Linked DNA regions of Mus musculus: all the other regions are linked to region 2. The links are chromatin loops, found by intact Hi-C in ENCODE. Cell type or tissue: left cerebral cortex. All regions are shown on one strand.

Region 1 (8,000 bases), 97 kb after region 2:
AAACCATACAATAGAGTGGGAAGGGCGTAGGGCTGCCCTGCTGTCCTCACGGAGGGTCCAGCCTGCCCATCTCACTTCTCTGTACCCCCCTGTGCACACCCCTGAGGATGCAGAGGTCAGCCTCAGGTGGTCCTCAGGAGCTGTCCATCTTGGCTTTGTTTTTTGGTGGGGGGTTGGGTTCCACACCCTACATCCCCATTCGGAGGATTGAGGCCACATCTTCATGAATGCCAGTCAAGTACTTTACCCTTGCCTACCCTCTGCTAGTTCCCTTGCCATTTCAGACATCTCTCTCTGGCCTAGACCTTGCCCATTTAGCTAAGCTAGCTGGCCAGATTGTTTCAAATACTCACCTGTCTCCACATCTCCAGCACTGCGATTATAAGTGCATGCTGCTACACCTGTCATGCCCAAGTAGCAGGGACCCCCAAAGACCACCGAGGAGCCAATTCCGGTGCAAACACACAAGGGTCTTTTAGTACGAGGTCACGAGTAAAGTCTCTCACACACTCACCATCGCAGTGGGTCAGAATGAGAACCCCAAGTTTAGGGGTGCAGGGTTTTTATTGTGGTTACAGCAAACTTGGCGAGTTTCCGTACAGATAATCAAGTTAATATTTTTAAAACTGCATTTCTGGCCTAATCTGCAGTAAATAAACATGGGGGCAGGACCACCTCACAACCAGGATAGTCAGGTTATCTATTCTCTGCAGAATGTCTTAGGTTATCTCTATGTACCTTGGTCCTGCTATTGTAGCCTGGCTGTTGCTAAGGAGGTTGGGGGGGGTAGTGGTCATCATAGGTGTGATTTTCCTCCTGGAATTAGAATTTAGCCCCTGCTCTTACACAAAATGGAGATTCTTTTAAAAATGGGGTCGGTTGCACACAAATAGCCATGAGGAATATCTAGGTACTCACAGGGGGCCCAGGGACCCTCTCCTTCTATAGAAAATGCCTAGTCCACAGGCCTGATAGCAGTGCGTTCTTGCAAGGAGGCACCAGTGATCTCATGAAGATGTTGGCAGAATCCCTCAGATGGCCGAGTCCTACTAGACAGAACTCAGATCCTCATACCTGAGCTGCAAGTGTTTTACAGACCATGCCTTCTCTCCAGCTCTGAAGAGCTCTAGAGGGCTGGCACAGGCACCATTTCCCATCATGACTAATGTCCAGTGGCAACAAGGCAACAGGGATTCAGTGCTTGAAGGTTTTCAGGAGGGGCTAATCTAATTGCCTCAGGGTTGGGGAGGGGGGCAATAGTGAAGGACAGGTAGCCTGGGTCTCTTCCTCTCCCTAGCTTGCAGGCACTAGATGGAAGTGGAGGTGGATTATAGAGTGCTCCGAGGAAATGGAGATAAATGACTTTAGATTCAACATGATAAGAAGGAAAACCCGACTTCTTAGACCCAGGAGAGACCAGAGCTGCATCAGGAAAATGACTTGAAATCTCAGAAGTATGAGCTTGGGCTAGAATCGCAGGTGGGTAACGTTGGCTGTCTTCCTCAGACATTTGAGCTGTGCTAGGAGCATTCTCTACTTTGGAATTCCCAAAATTCAACATAAAGGTCTTTTCTCTCTGAGTTAGGTTCACTCCTCTAAGAAGGCAGTTTTAAAGATAACCCTGAAAACCATGTCTAAGAGGACTGGTTCCAAAAAGCTGCCCTCTGCTTTGTATGCATAAGACCGAGTATGTGAACACAACTAACTATGGAGCCAGTCATAGACACAAAGGGTTCTGGGAAAGGAAGTCTTATAGAGAAACGACAGAGGGAAGCTTTAGGACGCGAGTGTTTGCCTAAAGAAGGTACCTTAGTGTCGACCCTGCCTAAAGTTACCCAGGGATTAAAACAATCCTGGTGGGGCCAAGTGCCCCCACCACAGCCTTGACTGAGTCATGTTTCAGGTCATGTTTCCACGGTTCCAGTCGTGTTAGAAGGAACTGTAAGGTCATCTGAGTCAGAGTGGTAACAGGCAGAGCTGGGGTGGGGCGCGGTGGAGGTCAGGACATAGGGTGCTGAGGCTGGTGTGGCCAATAGGAGCCTCCTGATGTACAACTCATGACATCCCTTGATACAATCTTCTAAGCATGAAGCTTTCCTGAAATTAAATGCTCACTAAGGCATTTTGCAGCTGGCATACCAAAAGCCATCTACACTGTCACTGTACTGTGTACTACTGCTGTGCCCAAGTGGGTAGCTTAGCGCTAAGAGGCTCTTGATTGGAGAGTGGGCAGCCCCAGTCTCCCCCCCCCCCCTTTCTCATTCACCCTTCTCTCCACTTTAATTCTCTTGATGACTAGGGCAGCTTTTAGCCTTTCCTAGCCTTATTTCTCCGTTCAAATCTCAGAGTGGGAGTAGAAAAGGTGAGCTAGTAGGAGGGGACAGTGGCTAAACAATGACTGTCTCAGGATCCCACAGCTGTGGGGAGCATGGCTCCAACTTCACCACGAGCAAGCTGGGGAAATCCAAGGCCTCAGACCAATCATAGCACGAGGATGTTTTTATTTAGAGAATGGTCTGTGGTATGGCTGTAAAGCCTGAGGGGACACATTGAGAGGTGAGGCCAAAGTGCTTGCCTCTCAGAGCTTTGGGACTCTTACCTTTTAACAAGGTCTCAGGATAAACTACAGGGCTCTTTGTCTTACTATTTTATACGTACGCTTATGTGTACCATGTGTGCAATGTCCACAGAGGCCAGAAGAGGGCATGAGATCCCCTGGAATGGGTGTGGGTGGCTATAATAAGCCCAATGTAGGTCCTGGGAACCAATCACTGTCCTCAGCAAGAGCAGCAAGTGCTCTTAACCTCTGAGCCATCTCTCCAGCCCAGGGCAAACTCCTGTTTAATGAGTCCCACCAGGCTTAAGTGCTTCAGTCCTCCCAAACTTTCAAGGGAAACACTGAAATCATTTTGTGGCAGGAAAATCAGCAGCTGGCAGAGGACAAACGTGTTGTAAAGCCAGGTGGCTTTTCACTGCCCTTCTGGCTCCCTCTATGGCCTGTTCTGCAGAGGATTCTCCCATCCTCTTAGGGGGCCTCAGACTCCTCGCTTAGCCTGGCTTGGGCAGCAGGTTACTCAAAACTAGTGAGTATCATTTGAGATAGTGGGAGAGTAGAACAGGCCTCCCCTCATTGATTTTCAGGTGGATTAAATGAAATTAAGTTTGTAGTGGGTTTCTGAGCCCATGGTGAGGGTTTCCGGAATGTTTAGCTAATATGCTTAAGAGGCATGCAAATTGTATGCAAATGAACCGGTGGCTCCCCTGAATTCCAAAGCCAAGAAAATGGCTCTGATAAGATCTCTTCTGGCTTTCAAGTGCAAAGTGAGAGCTAATAAGTCACCTCCTGTTATCTGGACACTTGGGTGGCTCACAGAACGTTATCAAGTATCCCAAATGAAGAGACACAGGTGTGCCAACCACATTTTTCAAGTAAAATCTTGAGTCACACATCCAAAAGTGGGTCGAAAGTTTGTCTGCTTGTTTTAAAATTCTTAAGCCCAGAATTTTTGTATAATATGTTGTCATAAAGAACAATCGTAGGTGAGCTTCTAAGGAGAACTGGAGCCGCGTATGTCTGAAAGTGCTTGTGCGTGTGAGGGCTAAAGCACAGGGAAAGAGCCGAGGACATCCGGGGGCACCTTTGAGCCAGGCTTCGTGCCTGCCTGTGCTCTCCGTAATTCTTGGGAATCTAGTTTCTGGATGTCAACTCCACATGTTCACTCTAATTGCAACCCCGGACTGGGCCTCCTGAGTCTGGCCGAATTCACTCTTTCCCCCTCCCCTTTTCTCCCCGGGAGCTGTTGTCTGTCCATGCGTTGTGGCTTTGTTAAACTGTCCTCACCCTGATGCCTTCCTTGCAGAAAGCTTACCGAATATGGCTTGCAGCTGATCTCCCGGAGCTGCCCCCAACCAGATCTTGGAGATAATAATAAACATGCATCCATACCCCAGCTGGGCCTGATTGGTGGCTGTTTCCCACCCAGGAACGGGAGCAGCTGGCTGATTATTAAGAGCATGTGCCCCTGGTCCTATCAGTGGCACCACAGCGGCCTCTGCTGGCTGCCCCTGGAACTACAGTAAGTCTGATCTGGGTTTCCATTAGTCCATTTATAGCTGTTGAGATTTGCTGTGGACCAGATGTGGTTTGACATGCTGTGGAAACAGCAGTGAGAACAGATGTCCTTGTGTTCATTAAGTTTATGCTTTAGAACGGGTGGGGCTGAAAAACCAAATACACATATGTGTCAACACATGATGGATGATGGGATCTATGGAAAAGGTAAAGTGGAAGTGAGGGATACAGAGGGAAGGAGGGGAGCAATGTGTGTGTGTGTGTTCACTCGTGTGCCGTGCATTCGTGCGTTTGTGCCTGATTGCCTGTCCGTGTATTCTGTCACTCTCTGCCCTATTCCCCTGAGGCACAGTCTTTCCCTGAACCTGGAGCTGAAGCTAACCCAAGCCATCAAGCCTGAGCAAGCCTGTCTACACTTCCTTCAGCACTGGGATTTTGTGTTTGAGCCAGACCAAGCCTAGTTTTCTAAGTAGATGCTAAGGATCCTAACGTAGGTCCTATGCTTGCAACAGCAAGCACTCTTACCACCAAGCCTCTGGACAGGCTGGAGGGCGGTGATTTTACATAAGCTATTGGAGAAGCCTCATATGATATGGTGGCTTTAGAGGTGGCAGGTGGGGATCTTGAGGCAGAAGGAACAGCAAAAAGAAAATGTGAGTGTCTAGCTTGATTAGGATGAAGAATGTTAGTGTATCTGGCATTAACCAAGCCCATGGAGAGTAAAAGAAGATGCATTCTGAGAGGTGGTAGGCAGGCTGTGCCAGGAAAGTAGGCCCTTGCCATGGTGCCCAGACCTGGAAAATTAGTGACCCCAGGAGGCTGGATAGAACACAAATGATCAAGTCCTGTGCAGACTGAGAGAGTCAGGCATGCACCAGTGGGGCAGAGCTGAAGTGTGGGAACTGCTAGCTAAAGGGGGGTGGGGGTGTACCAGGACTTTGGCTTTTATTCAAAGACAAGAAACCAGCTAAAGTTTCTAGGCAGGAGAATGATTCGATTTGACTTTCAGAGGCAGACACACCCATGCCAGCTTTTGATTGGTCTGAGATGTGGTCTGGACTCTGCAGTTTCTACAGCTTACCAAGGGGTTCGAATGCATAGGCAGTTATGTCATGTTGGTTTCTAGGTGGAGAGGTCATGGGGTCATGAGAAGAAGCAGGGAGCTGAGCCAGAAGGCATGGCTGTCAGACAGGACAAAGGTGGCTCGGTGGCAGCAGTGAGGAGACAAAGGCTGTGGGTTCTGGCTCTAACTTGAGGCTGAAACAGACGCTTGCAGCAGATCTGAGGCTGGGTTGGCTGTACACGGGAAGCAGAGTTCGGAATGGTTGTCTTTACTCCAAGGTTGCTTTTCCCATTCCAGAAGAGGGGAGGTTGGAAGGGCCAGGAGTTTGATTTTAAACACATTATGCTTGAGATATTTGTTGGTTTGCTTTTGCTTTTTGAGATAAGCTGTGTAGCTCAGCTGTTTTGGAACTCACTTTGTAGACCAGGCTAGCTTGAACTCACACAGATCTGCCTGCCCCTGCCTCTGCCTCCTTGCCCCAACTAAGACGTCTTTTTTGAGGCCCAACTGGAGGTGCTGCCTGGGCTTCACTCAGTGGAGGTGACCAGGCTGGATGTGGAAGCCCTAGGTGCCAGTCGGTGTTAAATGACTCAAAGCCAGATGAGGTCAGTTAGGAGGGAAGAAAACAGACAAACAAAGTCCCCATATTTCTGAGGCAGCTACTGGGGAGTGCCACTACAGGAAGGAAGTAGTTACCTCAGGGACCAAAGAGAAAAACTATAGCAAGGCAGAAGAACGGTCAGAAGCTGATCAACAAGATGGAGGAGGATCTCAGGGTTCAGTGGCATGGAAGCACAGGGGACCACAGTGGCAGAAATCTCAGCACAGGGATGATGCAAGGGGCAGAGTGGGAGGAGGGAAACTGGAGACAAACAGGTTATTGGAAAGTTTTGTCTAATAGGAAAGAACCTGAAAGCTCTACTCATTGTTGGGAGGAGTCTCTACAATACTGGGGAATGAGTAGATATTTTAATAAGAACAAATGTTTATTAAGTGTATTTTTATACTCTCCTCGCTGCCTTTAATGCTGCACATGAATTATGCTCCTCCAAGCACTTCTTCCTCTCCGCAGAGCTCTGGAAAGCTCTGTTGCTGTCTCTAATTTACTGACAAAGGAGTCTGAATTCTAGAGAACGAGTTTTCATCCCCCCAGGCACAGCCAGAGAGACGGGAGAACAGAGGTGACTCCAGAGGCAAGGACGCCGACAGCAGAGATTCCCCTCACCACCTGAAGAGCCTGTAGCCCTGTGCCAGTTGGAGGAGGGGTGCTCTGTATTCACACTTGAACTTTGATGGTCCCCCAGAAGGAGCACAGTAGCAGTCAGTAATTGGTTAAAGCAATCATAAGCACGGCACGATGTACAGATCCTCGGGCTTTGCACAGCATCCCGGGATATTCCTCTCTGCTGTGGTACCCTGGCACTGTGTGACTGCACACAGGCCTGCTTACCGCCTGCATCACCCCCAGGGCTCCCATACAGAAATGCAGGGGCCAGATGCTGATTCCATGGAAAACATCTGAATGTTCATACGTCCTCCTCCCTTTCTGACCGTGAGTGGCACCCCTCTGTACCAGGCTGCAGGTCTCTCCAGGGTTGTGAACATACTGCTGTGACGGTTTGTATCCATAGTAGAAGCATCTGTATTGAAATAGGATCTGTATCGAGTTGAATAGTGTCCTCCAACTCATGACTACCTGGAGACTCAGCAAATGACATTTAGAAATGGGAGGTTTGCTGGTGTGACTGGTTAAGATGAGGTCATACTGGATGAGGGTAGGCCATACTCCAAGGACTGGTCACTTTCCCTCTCTCCCTCCCTCCCTCCCTCCCTCCCTCCCTCCCTCCCTCCCTCCCTCCCTCTCTCCCTCCCTCCCTCCTTCTCTCCTTCCCTTCCTTCCTCCCTCCATCTCTTTCACTTCTCTCTCTCTCTCTCTCTCTCTCTCTCTCTCTCTCTCTCTCTCTCTCTCTCTCTCTCTTTTGATTTATTTTATGCATACAAGTACACTGTAGTTATCTTCAGACACACCAGAAGAGGGCATCAGATCCCATTATAGATGGTCATGAGCCACCATGTGGTTGCTAGGAATTGAACTCAGGACCTCTGGAAGAAGAGTCAGTGCTGAGCCATCTCTCTAGCCCTCCTTTCTCCTTTTAATTTGAGATGGGAACTTGTTCCCTGTGGAGCCTAGGCTAATCATCCCTCCTCCGTGGAGTGCTGGGATCATTGGTAAGCACCATCATGCCTGGTTCCTTTCTTTTATGAGACATTGGAGAACCACGAGGAGAAGGCAATGTGATGATGGAGGCAGAATTTGCAGTGATGAAGCTACAAGCTGGGAAACATAAAGGGCTGGCTGGCAAGCACTGGAAGTTAGGGATAGCAAGAAGGGTCCTTCCCTAGGCCTCCTAGGGACAGCATGGCCTCAGCTACATCTAGATCCCATAAGTCAAACTTCACATTTGTGAAAGAGGGTACTGTTAGAGATTGGTTCTAATGCTTTGATTCAGTCAGGAATCTGCGTGTACAAACGCTAAAGGTCCTTGTCCCCAAATGGTTTTTTGATTGATCAATAAAATGCCAGCAGCCAATGGTTGGGTAAAGAGAGATGGGGAGGGACCCTTAGAGTTGCTCAGGCTAGGACGAAGTGGAGAAGAGGAAGTACCACCATGACTCGAGGAAGAGATACAGATGGATGAAGGAGCTACAAGAGAGAAAGCCACTGAGCCATTCAGGTGGGTGGCTACTCGCCACTTCCCTGACTGGGCCTGGGGTAGCAGAAGTAGGTCTAGGAGTGCCCAGCCTTTGAGGTAGCCTAGACATTTTAAAATTAACTGGAGTGTATGTGTGTGTGCGTTTTCTATT
Region 2 (8,000 bases):
TAAAACCTGATTAGCATTGTCTGCCCTGGCCACAGGTGGGTGGGCACCACAATGATAGACATTTTCGTCTTTCTGAATCTACAGGCAGCTCACAAGTGAGGACGACAAGGGCCAGAGAGGTTAAATCACTTCCATGAGGTCACAATGGGCTTAGGGCAGGAGAGAACCAGTCAGACCTCTCTCTGTACTCATCCTTGGCAGACAGCAGGCCCAAGAGGAGGAGGAGGCAGGAGCAGATTTGCTCTGCTAAGTCAAGAACCCTTCCCCGGGTGGCATCAGATTTCATCTGGCCAAGCTGACAGAGAAGTGATTAGCAGTCTAAAGGATACCAACTCCACCTTGGAAAGGTAAGGAAACCACTCCAGACCACATTGCCATGGTACTTAACTTGCTGACGGGTAAGTCTTCTACTACCAGGAAGACTGAAACCGGGGGGTGGGGGTAGGGAAGGGTTATCGATTTCCAGATGTTCTAAGAACCAAGTTTAGCTCTGACTCCATGAGAAAAAGACCTGATACTTAAAAGTCATAGACACTGGAATTCCATGATCCCACCTTTCTCTACCAAACAGATGCCATGACCCAGAGAAGCCAGTTCTCTTCCTGGCTCAGAAGTGGGAGGAGCTGCACTTGGGATTCCTACTGTGGTATTGAGAACCAGCTCCCAGGCTCTGCAAGATGAAAACCAATCCTAGAGTTAAACCAAGATGTCAGGCCGGCTAGGGAGTGGGAAAGAGAAGGAAGCCCAAGTTTAAACAAAAATGGCCTCGAGGCCGGCTTTCTTTCCTTACTCAATCTTGCGACTTTCAGAAGAGCCAGCTATGTGACCAGCGAGACTCCGAGCACATGACGTTCACTTTATGAATCAAATGTCCCGCCTGGTGGCTCCAACAGGACCAGGATGAGGCACCACAGGGCAAGGCATCAGAGGACTACACAAACCCAGGTGTGCCATCTCACAGAAAAGCCACTAGAAAGTCTCACGGTAACAAAGAGCCAACAGGTGCTGATCTAGAGAAAGGTCTCCTGTAGCCAAGGTTGGCCTTGAACTCCAATTCTCTTCCTGTCACTTCCTGAGTACTGGAATTACTGACGCGCGCCACAGGCTGGTTGATGTGGCGCTGAGGACTGGCCACAGGCAAGCACTCAATCAACTCAGCTACCTTCCAGACCAGCACTTATTTCTACCAGGAAGATCACGGAGATGACTCGACAGTGCCAGAGTGCTGACTGGTTCATCGGTGTCCCAACAACTCTGGGTGCTGAAGACGGTTTCCCAGCTAGCCCCTGACAGAGAGGGGTGGGAGAAGCCGGCTTCTTTCCTGGAGGCCAGCTGACATTCAGGAGAGGGATTGGAGGGTTCTGCATCTGCAGGAGAGTGGAACACAAAGGGGCTGTGTGGAAATTTGGCAGACTGTACCAGACAGGCAGCCCATGAATGCTGAATCCTGCTGCACCTACCAGGGCCCATCCTTGGGAAATATTTCCCTTCTGTGACCCCCAAGAAGCAATGATAAGTGCACGAAAGCCCTCCATACTCTTAACTATTTCTTCCTCCTCTCTGTGCCATCCCAGAGAGACAGACAAAAAACCAGAGCATGTAAACCAGCCCTCTCAATGAGTCCAGGTAGCAATTCCAAGAGGTACTCAGTTGCTGTTCCTCCTTTCTCTCTCTCTCTCTCTCTCTCTCTCTCTCTCTCTCTCTCTCTCTCTCTCTCTCTCTCTCTCTCTCTTTCTCTCTCTCTCTCTCTCTCTCTGCTCAAAAGGTGGCCATACTGCATCAATAGCCTTTTGTACAGTCAGTAATTCACCGTGAAAGCTAAGGCCAAACTGACAGTTAACCTTGACCTTCTTGTTACACATCTGGCTCTATAGAAAATGAAAATTAGGATGTCTCTGGCCTTCACAGCAGAACTCTCTCCACGCAGAGGCAGAATGTCAAGGGCTATTTTAGAACTGCTCACAGCTATTCTGTGGGAGAGTCTGACCTGGCTGGACACACCCCCCTCGGCCAGGGCTGTGTTCAGCAGAGCATCCCAAGATAGGACTGTTATAAGCGACCTCAGGAAAGGAAAAAGAAGTGGCCCTGCCCCACTGGCACATTGGCAGCATCACAGAATGTTGGCATCAAATCATACACACGGAGCAAGCAAGGCTCAGAGTGGGAGATCAGACTCATCAATGCACAGCAAGTCAACAGCTGAGCTTAGAACACGAGTCTGGCCTGCCGACACTGGTGCCCCACAGGGCAGTAACAGAGGAAAGAGGTTTCCCACAGAAAAACCCCACTCAGACAAAGAGTTTAAGGGAGAGAGCTCTAGACCAGCTTTCAGAATTGGAAGCAGGGATTTAGAAATGGGGTTTCCTAACTTTCCCAATAGTAAGATCTACCAGATAGACAGATCACCCGGGCCTTGAGGATGATTTACAAGTTACCAGAGTGACACGCCAAGTTCAAATTGATCCGCTCTGTAGACCAAGACTCTCCCATGCCCAAGAAGCCAGAAAGCCCTAACACTGGAAAGGTGGGGAGTGTGGGGGGCGGTAAAGCATCAATCTCAAGAAGCCAGCCTCTTCCCTCAAGGCCAGCCAGCAGTCAGTCAAGGCTGACCCTGGCGCACATCTACCCACTTCCCACAGGACCAAGAAAATCCCGTAAGCAACTCTTAAATGTCCCACTGGAGGAATAATTCAAGTGTAGCGTGCCCACGCTTGCCAGGAGCTGGGGTAGGGAAGCTGGGATGGCTGGAGGAAAGTGACAGAGTTCATCTAAGCCAGGAGACTGCTACTCCAAGTGCACGCACTCGTGGACACACACACACATGCACGTACACAATGCACACACACATACATACATACAACTTTAAAGAGGCAGACCATCTCAATTTTGTCTACAAGAAACATCTCTCATTAGTACAAAGAAGGAAGGCTGGAGGTGTTCTGTCCTGGGGGTGTTTGACACCTGTGGCTCTGAGACATTTGGAGAGTCCTCCACCAGAGCTGCTAGACTCATGTCAAAGGTGGCAAGTTCAATGGGGCCTGGGCTCAGTATTCTCGAGAGAGGCACAGAATTTGACTAGGATAAAGACTGGGTGATGTGGGAGGTGGGGAGAGAGATGGATCACTTGTTTAGAAGCAGTGGCTGGTCTTCCAGGTTAGATTCCCAGCAACCACACTGTGATTCAGAGCCATCTGTAACCCCAGTTTTGGGGGAGCCTGTGCCCTCTTCTGACCTCAATGAGCACCATGCACCTGTGTGGTGCAGACAGACATACATGTAGGTAAGGTACACATACACAGGAAGGAAGGAAGGAAGGAAGGAGGGAAAAGGGGAGGGAAGGAGAAGAAGAGAAGAGAAGAGAAGAGAAGAGAAGAGAAGAGAAGAGAAGAGAAGAGAAGAGAAGAGAAGAGAAGAGAAGAGAAGAGAAGAGAAGAGAAGAGAAGAGAAGAGAAGAGAAGAGAAGAGAGAAGAGAAAGCTCGCTCCAGATGGGAGACCTACGAGTGCCTGTGCAGACAGCAAACCAGGAAGGATCTGGTCTGACTTGAAACATTAGAATCAGCAGGCGAGAGTGGAGGCTAGGGGCAGAGACTATCTGAAGAACACCGACAAGAAGGACCAGAATCTCCACTCTTACCTCAGAACAAACAATCCAGGGTGGCACGAAGATGCAGGTAGGATCCTCCGAAAAAGAGAGAGCTGAAGAGGCCGGGAATTATAGACGGCAATAAGAGGAAAGGGGTAAACTAAGGAAAGGGCCTGGGGTTGAACACTGTTTTAGGCTGGAGCAAGAGCCTGGATAAATCTTTGACCTTCCCTAAGCCTCGATGTTGCCATCCCCAAAATGGGATGCCTCAGAGCAGACACGAAGGATAGGTAGAACAAGGAACTGCAGGGTGGGAGCGAAGTGGGAGAAAGAGTACTCCCAACTCTCGGCCGCAGACTACTCACCTGAACCGCCGCGGGGGCCACCGCCGCCCCCAATCCCCCAGGGCTGCCGTCGGGCTGCCGCTCGCGGTACAGAGCCCAAAGCCCCACGTTGGGCAGCAGGACCAGGGCCGCCAGAGCCAGAGCCACCGCCTGCAAGAGCCGCTTCTCTTTGCGCCTCATCGGGGCCGGTCCGCCCCGCCGCGCCCGCCCCCGGCTTTGCGCGTCCGCCCGTCCACCCGGCGGCGGCAGCAGTTCGGCCAGCAGTAGCGGCCGCGACGCCGGCCCCGCTCCAACTCCGCGGCACTTCCGCTGCTCGCCGGCGGGGGAGCCGGGCGCCTCCACCGTGTCACCGCCGTGGGGGTGCGCTCCAACCCCATCATCCCTCGGCATCTCATTCCACGTCCTGCACCTCGCCTTCCGCCAACAGATGCACGGTTGAGTCCTATTCGCCTCCATCCTTCAATTCTTCATCTACTCATAGAGCATCTCCGTCCTCCAGGATGCAAGAGGGCCCCGGCTCCTGATTGCTACACCCCCCGTGGGCTCCAATGGTGCGTCCTGCTTCTCCACTGCTCCCCGCCCGCTGCAGCTTTGCCAAAGTCCCGGAGTTAGGGAGTTGGGCGCTCGCAGGGGCCGCGGAGCACGCGATCGGGAACACCCCGGGGAATTCGCGTGGCTCTCTGCAAGTTCTCAGCCAGCGAGAGCCCCGGGACTGTGCGGACATGCTACAACCGACTGCGCTGGGATGCTGCAGTCCACTCTTTTCCCGGTTCTGCCCCGGGACGTGCCAACCAGACCTGCCTTTGACCTGGGGACTCCCCACAACCTGTATGCAGAGGGCACCTTGCGCATCGCTCAGTGGGCGGCTGGGTTTCCATCCCCCTCTCCAACCTGTGGAGTGCTGGATGTTCCGTCACTAGTCTGGGTTCTTTGCAAAACCATCGAGGAGATGACCGGAGCCTCTTTGCGAGAGCTATTCTTACGCACATGCAAGCCAGTGGACTTGGACTTGGACTGCTTCTGGACACAGTGCCCCAGAGCACGTTCCCGAAACCTCGTGTCCTTTCCTCTTTCGAATTCAAACCACCAGCGAGCGCCCACAGTGGGTCCGATACTGGGCCAGGAGTGAGGAGCAAGGAAAAGCAGAACTCTCACTGGAGCCTGGGCGGAGGGGTGGGGTGGGGTGGGGTGCGCAGAACTGAAAGCTCGGCTGTGCATAGCAGAACTAGGGAGCCTTGACTTGTCCAAAAATATCTGGCTTCTGAGCTGCTGACTTGGGCTCACATGAAGCCTGTGGGAGCCTCCTCTGCTGCGCGCCTGTCTTTTAACAGCTTGCTCCTGGATGCCCAATGGCAGCCCCCTCCTCCCCCTCCTCTCTTGCTTCCTCTTTACTAGCCTTCCTGCCAGCGCGCGCATTGACTCTATCCTCTGCTTCTGCAGCGAAGCCACTGAGCCCTGTGGCTACCACTATCCCGGGACTAGTGCCCTAAATTCTAACCTTGCAGGTCTAACACCAGACTGAGCAGTGATTTTTTTTTTTAAATCTCATCTTAGGTCACTCACATCATTGCAGTTAAAGTCACAGTCCCTGGGTTGTATTTCCCTAAGGTCAAATATTTCCTTCCCCCTCTGCCTGGCCTTTCTTTCTTTGGTTCTGCTGCTAGCTTTGTATGTTCCCCCAAGTGGTGTTGACCATACAAATTCTTGCACCTAAAAAACAAACAAACAAACAAAACCCCCAAACCTCTTTGTCTATGTCAGGGTACACCTCTATGTCTAAGGAAATCACCACCTCTTCCTTCAAGTCTCCCCAAACCCATCCCCCTTGCTGTTCATCAGAACATGGCGGGCACTCCCACATCGGGACCTTTGTCTTATCACCCATACCTAGATGCACCCTCTGACCATCCTTCTGTTTATAAATCTGACCCTTACATCTTTAAAAAATAATAATCTTATAGGAACTGAGAGATACCTCCATGGTTAAAAGTACTTGCTGCTCTTCCTTCCAGAGAACATGGGTTCAGTTCCCCAGACCCATATTTGTCTCCTGGCACCCACAGGAGACAGCTCACAACTGCCTATAATTTAGATCCAGGGCATCTGTTATTCTCTTCTGGCCTGTGTGGGCATCTGCACACTTACGGTGCACAGGTGTACATTTAATTACATACACATATATAATAAATGTTTTTTAAAATAATTTATAGTGTGCTGTAATACACATAACAATTTTACCATTTTTAACCATTAAAAATTATTTTTTATTACAGTGTGTGTGTGTGTGTTTTCCCACCCAAAAGGATGAGGGATGCTTCTAAGACTCAGGAAGTAAACTAGTCTCACAAGACTCAAGAAACTTAAAAAGTTAAAAGATGGGCTGGAGAGATGGCTCAGTGGTTAAGAGCACTGACTGCTCTTCTGAAGGTCCTGAGTTCAAATCCCAGCAACCACATGGTGGCTCACAACTATCCATATTGAGACCTGACGCCCCCTCCTGGTGTGTCTGAAGATAGCTATGGTGTACTTACATATAATAAATAAATAAATAAATCTTTTTTTTTAAGTCAACTTTCTTCCCCAAAGTTATGTAAACTGAAACAATCCTGAGAAGAACAGACCCTCAGGATCAGCCATGCTGTCTTTCTTCAGGGTGTCCAGGGAGCTCCAGGGTGCATGAGCTATCATCCATACTGGTATGGGCTTTTTTTGTGATGCCCCTGAAAATAGCCCAAATAACCAGTCAGCTGGCCTTCCTGAAGTAGACTTAGATGACATCATTTCTTTGGTATGTGGTCAGTGTCCTATCTGTGACAGACATTTACTCACATCTCCCCAGGAGAAGTCACACATGCATACCCTATGTTTGTTTATCCAGTTAGCTGTTGATGGACATTTGGGCTATCCCCATCAATCCCCAGTTATGAGTAATGCTGGGTCCTGTCTGTGTCCGGTGCTGTCATGAGTTTGCAGCGTTGGTGTAGTTACATGGCACTGCTTCTCCACCCTTGAGCATGGTGAAGGTAGCAGTATCTATCATGACACTGTTGTAAACACTGTGGCTTCCCTTACCTTAGAATAACTCATGAGAGGACTGCGGAGATGGCTCAGTCAACAAAGCACTCGGCTCACAAGCCTGAGGACCTGAGGACCAAGCCACAGAACTGATTAAAAAACTAGGATTACAGAAGTGCATGCCTGTAATCCCCAGTGGTGGTGAGGGGGGATGGACAGAGGAGGAGCCTTAGAAACTCTCTGGTCAGCTAAAGCAAAGAAAGAAGGGGGAAGGTGTCTGTGTAATGAAACATCAAACTTGTCCCCAGACCTCCACATGCATGTGCGTGCACACACACCAATAACCCAAGAGACTTCTTAGCTCAAAGCATTTGGGGTTGGCACATTGGTGGGAGATTGTCTTGGTTATTTTTTTAATATTTTTATTAGGTATTTTCCTCATTTACATTTTCAATGCTATCCCAAAAGTCCCCCATACCCTCCCCCCCTACTCCCCTACCCACCCACTCCCACTTTTTGGCCCTGGAATTCCCCTGTACTGGGGCATATAAAGTTTGCAAGTCCAATGGGCCTCTCTTTCCAGTGATGGCCGACTAGGCTCTCTTTTGACACATATGCAGCTAGAGACAAGAGCTCCGGGGTACTGGTTAGTTCATAATGTTGTTCCACCTATAGGGTTGCAGATCCCTTTAGCTCCTTGGGTACCTTCTCTAGCTCCTCCATTGGGGGCCCTGTAATCCATCCAATAGCTGACTGTGAGCATCCACTTCTGTGTTTGCCAGGCCCCAGCATAGTCCCACAAGAGAGAGCTCTATCTGGGTCCTTTAAGCAAAATCTTGCTAGTGTGTGCAATGGTGTCAGCGTTTGGAAGCTGATTATGGGATGGATCTCCGGGTATGGCAGTCTCTAGATGGTCCATCCTTTCGTCACAGCTACAAACTTTGTCTCTGTAACTCCTTCCATGGCTGTTTTGTTCCCAATTCTAAGAAGGGGCAAAGTGTCCACACTTTGGTCTTCGTTCTTCTTGAGTTTCATGCGTTTAGGAAATTGTATCTTA
Region 3 (8,000 bases), 50 kb before region 2:
GTGGGAGGAAGAGGCTTGCAAGATTCAGGAAGCCAAAGAAACTCAGAAGGCTCACGAAGTTCAGAAGCTTAGGAATATCAAAGGTCCCTCACCAAGACGGTGTAAATACCAAACCCTCCCTAGGGGTGGGAGTTCTTCAGTGGAGCTGCCTACAAGTGTGTAGAGAGCTCTGCGAGGCATCATCCATGCTGGGGTGGGCTTTTCAATGATGCAACCTCCTTTAAGCCATTTGTGTTCCTGTAAATAACTAAGAATGTGCACTCGGGTGCACACACACACACACACACACACACACATATACACGCACACGCACGCGCGCACGTGATAGGTCACTCCTCTTCTTTCGTCTGTGGTCAGCACCTTATCTGGGGTGAACAGATTTGTCCAAATCTGTGCTACCTTGTTTTCTATTGCTGGGCTAAACACCATGATCAAAACAACTCTGGGAGGAAAGGGTTTGTAGTCCATTATCATGGGAAGTCGGGATAGGAAGTCAAGGCAGGAACCTGGAGGCAGGAACTAAAGCAGGGGCCGTAGAGGAATGCCACTTACTGACTTGCTTACCAGTCATGGCTTTCTCAGTCTGCTTTCTAATACCGCTCAGGACCAGATATCTTCCCAGGGATGGTTCCGCCCCAAATGGGCTGACTCTCTCACATCAATCATCAATCAAGAAAATTCCCCACTGACATGACCAAAGCCAATATGATGGAGATAAATCCTCAACTGACCTTTCTTTCTTCTTCCCAGATTATGTCTAAGTTTATGTCAAGGTGATAAAACCAACCAGCACCATGTCTCCCCAGAAGGGTCAATCCTCCATTCTTTCACAGCTGAATAACAGACTACATCATGGGCACACTGTTCTATACACAGCCACTCACTAAGGTGATAACACACCGTGCTGAGGTCTGGTGTGGCTCTGGGTTTCTGATTCTCTTGGGTCTATTCCTAGGAGTAGAAATTCTGGGTCACGTGACAACTCCACAGAGCACCTTTTCAAAGAGCTGCGGATGTCTCTAGGGCCCAGCTTCTCCACTTCCTCACTACCACTTGTGATCATCCGTCCGTCTCCACTCTGTGTGGATAGCCATTTCCCCTCAGAGCAGGATCCATCGTAGCGTTCAGCACAGTGCTCCACTTTGGTTTCTGTAACTAGCTCAAACACCATCTGACTGTCGTCTGTGATATAACATGGAAGGAAGAAGGGTGGGACCTAGTGCCCAGGATCGGGGAGGGGTTCGCTCCGGTTCTGGCTGAACCCACAGAACACCTTTCTCTAGCCTATCATGCCAACAACATGGAAGTTCTGGGGTTGCAACCTCCAGGGATTGGCGCTGAGAAAATGATCCTGTAGGTTCTTGGCCACCGGGGAAAACCATCACAAGCCTTATTTTAGGAGAAAGCCAAGGGAAGAACAGCAGGCCAGACCGAGGAAGCAGGAAGCTGAAGGGACATGGAAATCAGAGTTTGGCCTCTAAGTGACCTCGGTGATGTCTGCTTGCTTCTGATGCCTTAAGTGTTGGTTGGGGTTAACTGGAATCAGGGAGTATCCTGGAGAACTAAAATCTCCACTTCCACCATGGTAATGAGCTACAGCATCCACAGCAGCAAGAACTCACGTACTTAAGCCAGAGGACAGAACTGGTTAGCAGGAACCCAGACCTGGCTTGACCAGGCTCTTGGTATCACCAAAGAGGAGATGTAGTCTGCACAGGATGCCTTCGCTAATGCTGCTGCTGAGACCTCAGACTTCCTTGTTCAAGGAAACAGGGCAAGAAGGCAGAGCTGCTGCTACCGCCAGCACTGTAGCCAGTAGCTTCTTACTTGGGGAACATTGTTGTTCTGCCTCTGCTGCCTCTCTTGTCCCCAAAGGGCTGAGCAATTCCCACTTAATGGATGAAGGCTCCTGAGTTTGGTTAATGAATTAATTCCTGAACATAATTACACTGTATCCAGTCAATGCCAGATAACTGCAAGGCCAGGGGCTCTAAACCATAGGCTCCAGAAGGGACTCTAGACCAGGGGCTCCACAGAGGGCTGGGTGAGTAGGGATTCCCTTTACATTTTCAGCTAGACTAGAAACTTGACGGAGCCTACGGCACAAGGATGCTGCAGAAAGCGAGGAGTCCCGGTGAGGACCCTACCCTGGGCTAGTTATCTGTCTTGGTGGGGAAGGTTACTCACAGAGGGTGTGGCTTTGAAGCCTCCTGCTCTCTCTAGCCAACCTAGGCAGAGGAAGGCACATGCCCAGGGAAGCAGGAATGAGACTCTACCTGGGATTCTCTAGTGGGGAAGGGCAGGGAGTATGGCCTCCTTCCCAGGCATGCATCCAGTTCCCAGGAAGACTTTCATTCTGAGCTAGGTTCCAAGCCAACAGTGCCGTTGGGCTGCAGCAAAGGGCCAACCCCTTCCTCCTGCCTGGGATCCTGATTCTCCATCTATGACCTGGGCTGCTCTCCAGCTTGGAAGCCTTTGTCTTTCTTCCTTTTCCTAGCAGACAACAAAGTGGGCGTGGGAGAGTTTCCATGGTGTCCGGTAAGACTGCAGGAACAACATGAGGGATTCTCCCTGGCTGGCAGGACACAGCTATTTAATAATGAATTCCCCCTGCCCTCAGTCCCCCAAACCTCACACTCCTATGTAGTTAGCCGGACCACCCATAACTCATTCCAACAGGAGGCACATGCCTGCCTGGTCTGTGCTTTCTGCGGAGGCTGCTTCACCAAGCAACATTCACTCCTTCTCTTTCGCCTGACATTGCCTACGATCTATTACCAATTAATTAAACCATAACACATTGACTCTTGGTTGTGATCAGCATAGAAATTTACAGATCTGGGGAGGTCACACTGAGCCTCACGAAGAAACTAAAGAGAATTCCCTTTACAACAGTATTAAACTGTACAGCACCAGAACGCACAGCTGGCAGCGGCTCCGTGTTGAAGACTTGGAAGAGATCCCTTTTGCCACTTCGCTCCCCTGAGAGACAGGCGCTTTTCAAAGTTATTTCCTGAGACTTGAGTGGTTTTGACAATTTTCTGATTTGCTTGAAATGAGCGATGACGAAATGTCTTTAGAAGCATCTGCAGTCGTTAAGGGGGTGCGTCCTGGATTCTGCCACTGTCTCTCGAAAGAGGAAGAGAGGAGAGACTAATTAAATGGAGCCGGCTCAGCCAGGAGCCTGGCTTCCAGAGGCACAATCTCCCTTGCCAGGCTCAGGGCAGCTGCGTGGCTGCGTTAGCTTCAGCCCGCCCGGCCTAATCCTCCTTCCTCTGTGACAAGCATTCCGACGGTGTCTGGAATAATAATGCAATTACAGAGAGAAAACACCTCAGCCATGAAGGGCAAGGATTTGGAGCTGTTCAAACATAGGACCGGAATCAAAGCCAGCAAAGGGTGGGAATTAGGGGAGAAGGCGGTTAGAACTCTATTACCATTCCCTTCATCTCTCTCTCTCTCCTCTCTCTCTCTCTCTCTCTCTCTCTCTCTCTCTCTCTCTCTCTCTCTCTCTCCTGAAGTGAACATAGTCTCCTCATCCTTAGGAAACATGTTCTGAGACACACACGCCCACCCTATGAACATCCAAAATGGCAGATGATGCTAACCCTTTCTATGAATGCTTTATTCTGTATGTATGAACCTGGGGTGAAATTAATTTAGGAACTAGGCAGTGTAAAGATTAATAAGAGCAGTGAATTATAAAATGATACAATTATCTATAATAAAGTTAGATAAAACCAATGAATTGTTGATTTCTGGAACTTGCCACTTAGTGTCTCAGAAAGGGAAACTTCAGACTCAGAGGGGAACTTAGAGGGGGAAATATCTGCCTGAAGCCATAGCATAAGGCCAGCTAGCCCAAAGTAACCCCTGTGCCTTCCCTGAATTCCCTAAAGACCCTCAAATACATTGCTCCCAAAGGGCACATTTTCCTTTGTTTTCCCTTTCTACAGTTGTGCCTTGGGTTCTGATACAAACCCTCTCTGTGGTAAGGGGGAAAGATGCAGGACAGATGGACAGCAATTATGCCACATAAACTTCATGTCCCATAGACAACACAGGGACTATATACAGAAAGTGCTAAATAAATGCTTGCCGAGGGTTAAGAAGTATACTCCAGCCGGGCAGTGGTGGCGCACGCCTTTAATCCCAGCACTTGGGAGGCAGAGGCAGGTGGATTTCTGAGTTCAAGGCCAGCCTGGTCTACAGAGTGAGTTCCAGGACAGCCAGAGCTACACAGAGAAACTCTGGCTCGAAAAAACAAACAAACAAACAAACAAACAAACAAACAAACGTATACTTCATGTGTTTATGTTAAGTCTAACTTGGCCCATTTTAGTTTGAAAGAAAACCATCCTGCAGGATATTCTGAGTGCATGAGGCTTTATAACTTGGGTAAAAATCACAACCATCCAAAGCCAAAGCCACAAACCAGAGCTATGGTCTGCAAGCAGCATTCCAGAGCACAGAGTTCATTTTTGGATTATTTTTTCTTTGGGAGGGGCATAAATCTATAGTTATAGGTTTAAAAGTTTCCACAATACAGTAACATCTAACGAGTCAGTATTTTTGAGAAAAGCAACTGTACTTTTGCTAGGGTTGACCTTACCAACGACTCCATTTCAAGAGGGAAACACCAGAGCGGCAAGAGATGGACTCTTGACAGGAAGGGACAGGTAGACCACCGCTTTAGTGCCAAGAAGGCAAAGGGAAGCTGCTTCCTCTTAAGTGACAAGGGCCATGGGTTGGGACGGTGAGCCGTTGTGTTGGCATCCCATTTATCTGCTGGTCAAAGTCCAGAAGACTAATGTCCCAGTGCGAGTCTACAGTGGACAAGTCATGAGAAAACTTGACTGACTCATGCGGCAGAATCAAAACAGATTCATTTTGAAGACCTACTTAGTCTCTGGCTTCTCCTGGCAAAGTCCAAACATTCCCTGGCATGAAGGCTTAGTTAGTGGTGAGCTAGTCATGGAGAATCATGCCTGTAATCCCACCACTGGGGAGGCCACGGCAGATGGGTTGCCATAAGTTTGAGGCCAGCCTGGGCTACAGAATGAGTTCCAAGGCAGCCTGAGCTATAATGTGAAGCTCTGTGTCTTCCAGGTCTCATCTATAAAACTCCCCTAGAGTCTTACATAACACACACACAGACACACAGACACACAGACACACACACACACACACAGACACACACAGACACACACACACACAGACACACACAGACACACACAGAGACACACACACAGACACACACAGACACACACACAGACACACACAGACACACACACACACACAGACACACACACACATGCAGAAGTCAGATGGGAGGGCAGTGTAAAGCCTCTTGTCTGTGTTCATCGTATCAGCATGTCGTTAGTGTGAAGAAGGGTTCTAAGGGAAGGTGTTTTAAAAACAGAGTCAAACCCGGGAGGCGCCAACAAGTCGATAAAGCGCGCTCAAGCAGAAGCCATTGCTCCCTAAGGATGGCAGGCGAGAACAGCTCTGCTCTTCTAGGATGCTGTGTGAAGACCCCAGGAGGCTAACGTGCACACCCGTTAGTCGCACATGGGCAGGAAAGCTGCCTTTCCCCTCTCCATCACAAAAAAGTGTTGAGTTTGCTAAACTTCCAAATGGCCTTTCATCTTGAGAGGACACCTAAACTGTTTACCAAAGATAACCTGCTTCTTTATATTCTGAATGTTTTCTGTTTTTGTTTTTTAGTCTAGGCTGGCTTCAGAACTCTCTATTCAGGGTGATCTTGAACTTTCAGATCCTTCTGCCTCTACCTCCTTGAGTCCCACGGCTGCTTGCACAGTGCAGGGGATCGAACTCGGGGTCTAGCGCATGCTAGACAAGCGCTCTACCAACTGAGCTACGTACATCTACAGTTCTTAACGTGGCAGCCCTATTTCCGTGGCAACAATCTGGGATCCTTGAAACAGATGCTTCTGGGATTCTGTGGTGCTTGCTGACTATTAAGATATCTGATGCTTTAAATTCAAAAGTAGGTGGCTGTAGACCCAGCCTTCATCTGCCCCTTTTCTAGGGCCTGTAACCTGATTTTGGAGAACGGGCACTTTCTCTGGCTGTTTGCACCTGAGCTTCCTCATTCGATGCCATTGTAAGCTCCCCACCCCCATCACGAGAGGAGGTGTATAAGTAACCTGCAGGACAGGAAGAAGGTGCCAAGGTGGCCTGTGACTTTGGCCACATGCAGCAGGAGGGCAGCTGAGCTGGAGATCCCAAGTCCAGAGCTGCTGGAAGCTTCCTGCTGCCTTGAAGGAGAAGGGCCTTCTTAGAAGAAGCAAATGATACCCAGTAGAGGTCACAGAAGCCTTGAGAATCCTTGAAACTCAAGGCAGCACTGCCCTGGGTCTTTTCCATTTTTTTGGCTTCAGCAGCTGAGAGGTCTCCATTTGCAATAACAGCATCTTTAAAACAAGAAACACTAGGAAGGCAGCCACGGTCACGGCCCACACAGAGCTAATGCCTGGAAACACACAAAGTTCTCTGAAGACCCAAATGTCCACTTTCCCTGAACAGGCGGCACAGATGGCAGGGCCAGCAATGGGCACCTAAAGTTATGTGTGACAGCTGCGCACCGATGCTGGAGGCTGTCTGTCTCATCACAGCCCAGCCAGCCCTTCCCCCTCACAGGCGGCAGCCTCACTGGACCACCTGCCTGAAGGAGGCCTAGAAGGGAGGCAGAGGTGTGCAGGCTGGGCAGGCACTACCAGGGTCCTTCCTGCTCCCCTGCCTGATGCCAGTGTCCGTCCTCCTACCCTGCCTGATGCTGAAGCTGAGCCACTGGATGACGGAGACGCTTGGCTTCCTCGGTGACAGCCTCAGAACGGTGGATTCTAAGTCACTGAGATGCGCAAATGGTAACAGTGTGTGAGTCAAAGCCAGGAGAGAGAACGGGAGAGGAGGGGACAGTGAGGGAAGAAGAGGGGTGTGAAAGAGTGCCACCGTGTCTAACATGTATGTAAGACCCAGTGGCAGGGCAGTCAAACTTTTCATGTTGGGACACAATGTAGTTGTCATCTCCAGAGTTCATACTGGAAAACCTCCCAGTAGGATTTTTTTAAAAAGTCACCTAAGTTCTCAGTTTTCACTCTCTCATGTTGGGGGCACATTCATAGCTCCCCTCAGAGTTCCCATCACACACACAGTGAATCAAACAGGCAAGGGAGCTACAAAGAGTGGGGTTTCCAGTTTGTCTGGAATTCAGGAAGACCCGCAAGACGACAACACTGCACGACTATTGCTGAGCCACCAAGGCTCCCCATAAGCCCAAACACTATTGGAGAAGCATGGGGAGGGTTGTCATAAGAAGAAGCAGGAAGTGATGGGGACCGGTGGCTCTGTCCTGAGGGCAGAGTCCCGGCACAGATAACAGCAGCAGGCAGGGAGAGGGCCACAGGCTAGGTGAGGACTACAACCTGTGTGACCTCCAGCCTCAGCCCAATCCCCCCCCTCCCCACACACACAGAAGCACTACTCCAGAAGAAAGTGGGCTCATACAAGTGGGCTCACACGATCAATACATTCTGGGAAGAGAAAATGGGGGGCTGGAAGTTTATGTCCAGCAACACTGGCATACAAGGTCAAAGGACACAACTACTACCAACACTAAAGAATATAAGGCAAGCTCCTCCCCGGAGCCCATCAGAGAGTTTACCAGAAAGAGCCTTAGGGAGCGAGGCCACCTGCAGAGATGTCATCGGTATACAGATGGCAGAAACATAACACAGCTACCCCCGGACTAAGCAAATGAGCACTAAGGCAAGGTGAGAGCTGAGAGGGAGAGATACCTATAAACACCTGAAGGGGGACAGCAGGTGCAAAGAGTGTCCAGCGCTTTCCAGCCTGCTGGGGTAATGCTGACACTGCCATCCTGATACTGACAGGACTGCTGTCCAGGATAAGACAGGGTAACTAGCATTCTCCATGTGCTGAAAGGATGCACAGAACACGGAAGGAAGGAAGGGAAG

Evidence for each region. Hi-C counts contacts between places; a loop is a spot of excess contacts. Peaks named below come from ENCODE experiments on the same cell type or tissue, not always from the same donor. Only the 100,000 strongest peaks of a DNase experiment are listed, where the experiment ranks them.
Region 1: a loop joins it to region 2, with 4 times the contacts of the local background. A loop is called at or near these places in 9 of 42 quality-filtered maps.
Region 3: it touches region 2 in a loop (2.0-fold over the local background); 12 of 42 quality-filtered maps call a loop at or near these places.

The regions. Positions count from the first base shown.
Region 1 is chr11:57,545,148-57,553,147 of GRCm38, reverse strand. No RefSeq gene overlaps it. Among named protein-coding and RNA genes, the nearest start is that of Gm51895, 9.2 kb to the left of the region's middle. In left cerebral cortex, CTCF peaks have their summits at 2,683 (motif pointing right) and 4,058 (motif pointing left); a DNase peak (open chromatin) is centred at 4,051.
Region 2 is chr11:57,641,667-57,649,666 of GRCm38, reverse strand. It overlaps Galnt10 (polypeptide N-acetylgalactosaminyltransferase 10), which reads right to left and starts at 4,225. Exons shown (of 12, transcript NM_134189.2): 1 at 3,950-4,225. The coding sequence starts at 4,108. It overlaps 4933424L21Rik (RIKEN cDNA 4933424L21 gene), which reads left to right and starts at 173. Exons shown (of 4, transcript NR_153850.1): 1 at 173-347; 2 at 572-945. In left cerebral cortex, CTCF peaks have their summits at 4,253 and 6,448 (motif pointing left); DNase peaks (open chromatin) are centred at 4,327, 4,446, 4,871, 5,182 and 1 more place; H3K4me3 peaks cover 1,860 bases; H3K27ac peaks cover 704 bases.
Region 3 is chr11:57,691,545-57,699,544 of GRCm38, reverse strand. All of the region lies in intron 1 of Galnt10 (polypeptide N-acetylgalactosaminyltransferase 10), which reads right to left. Among named protein-coding and RNA genes, the nearest start is that of Gm46282, 11 kb to the left of the region's middle. In left cerebral cortex, no CTCF peak of the experiment used is centred here; a DNase peak (open chromatin) is centred at 3,092; H3K4me3 peaks cover 320 bases.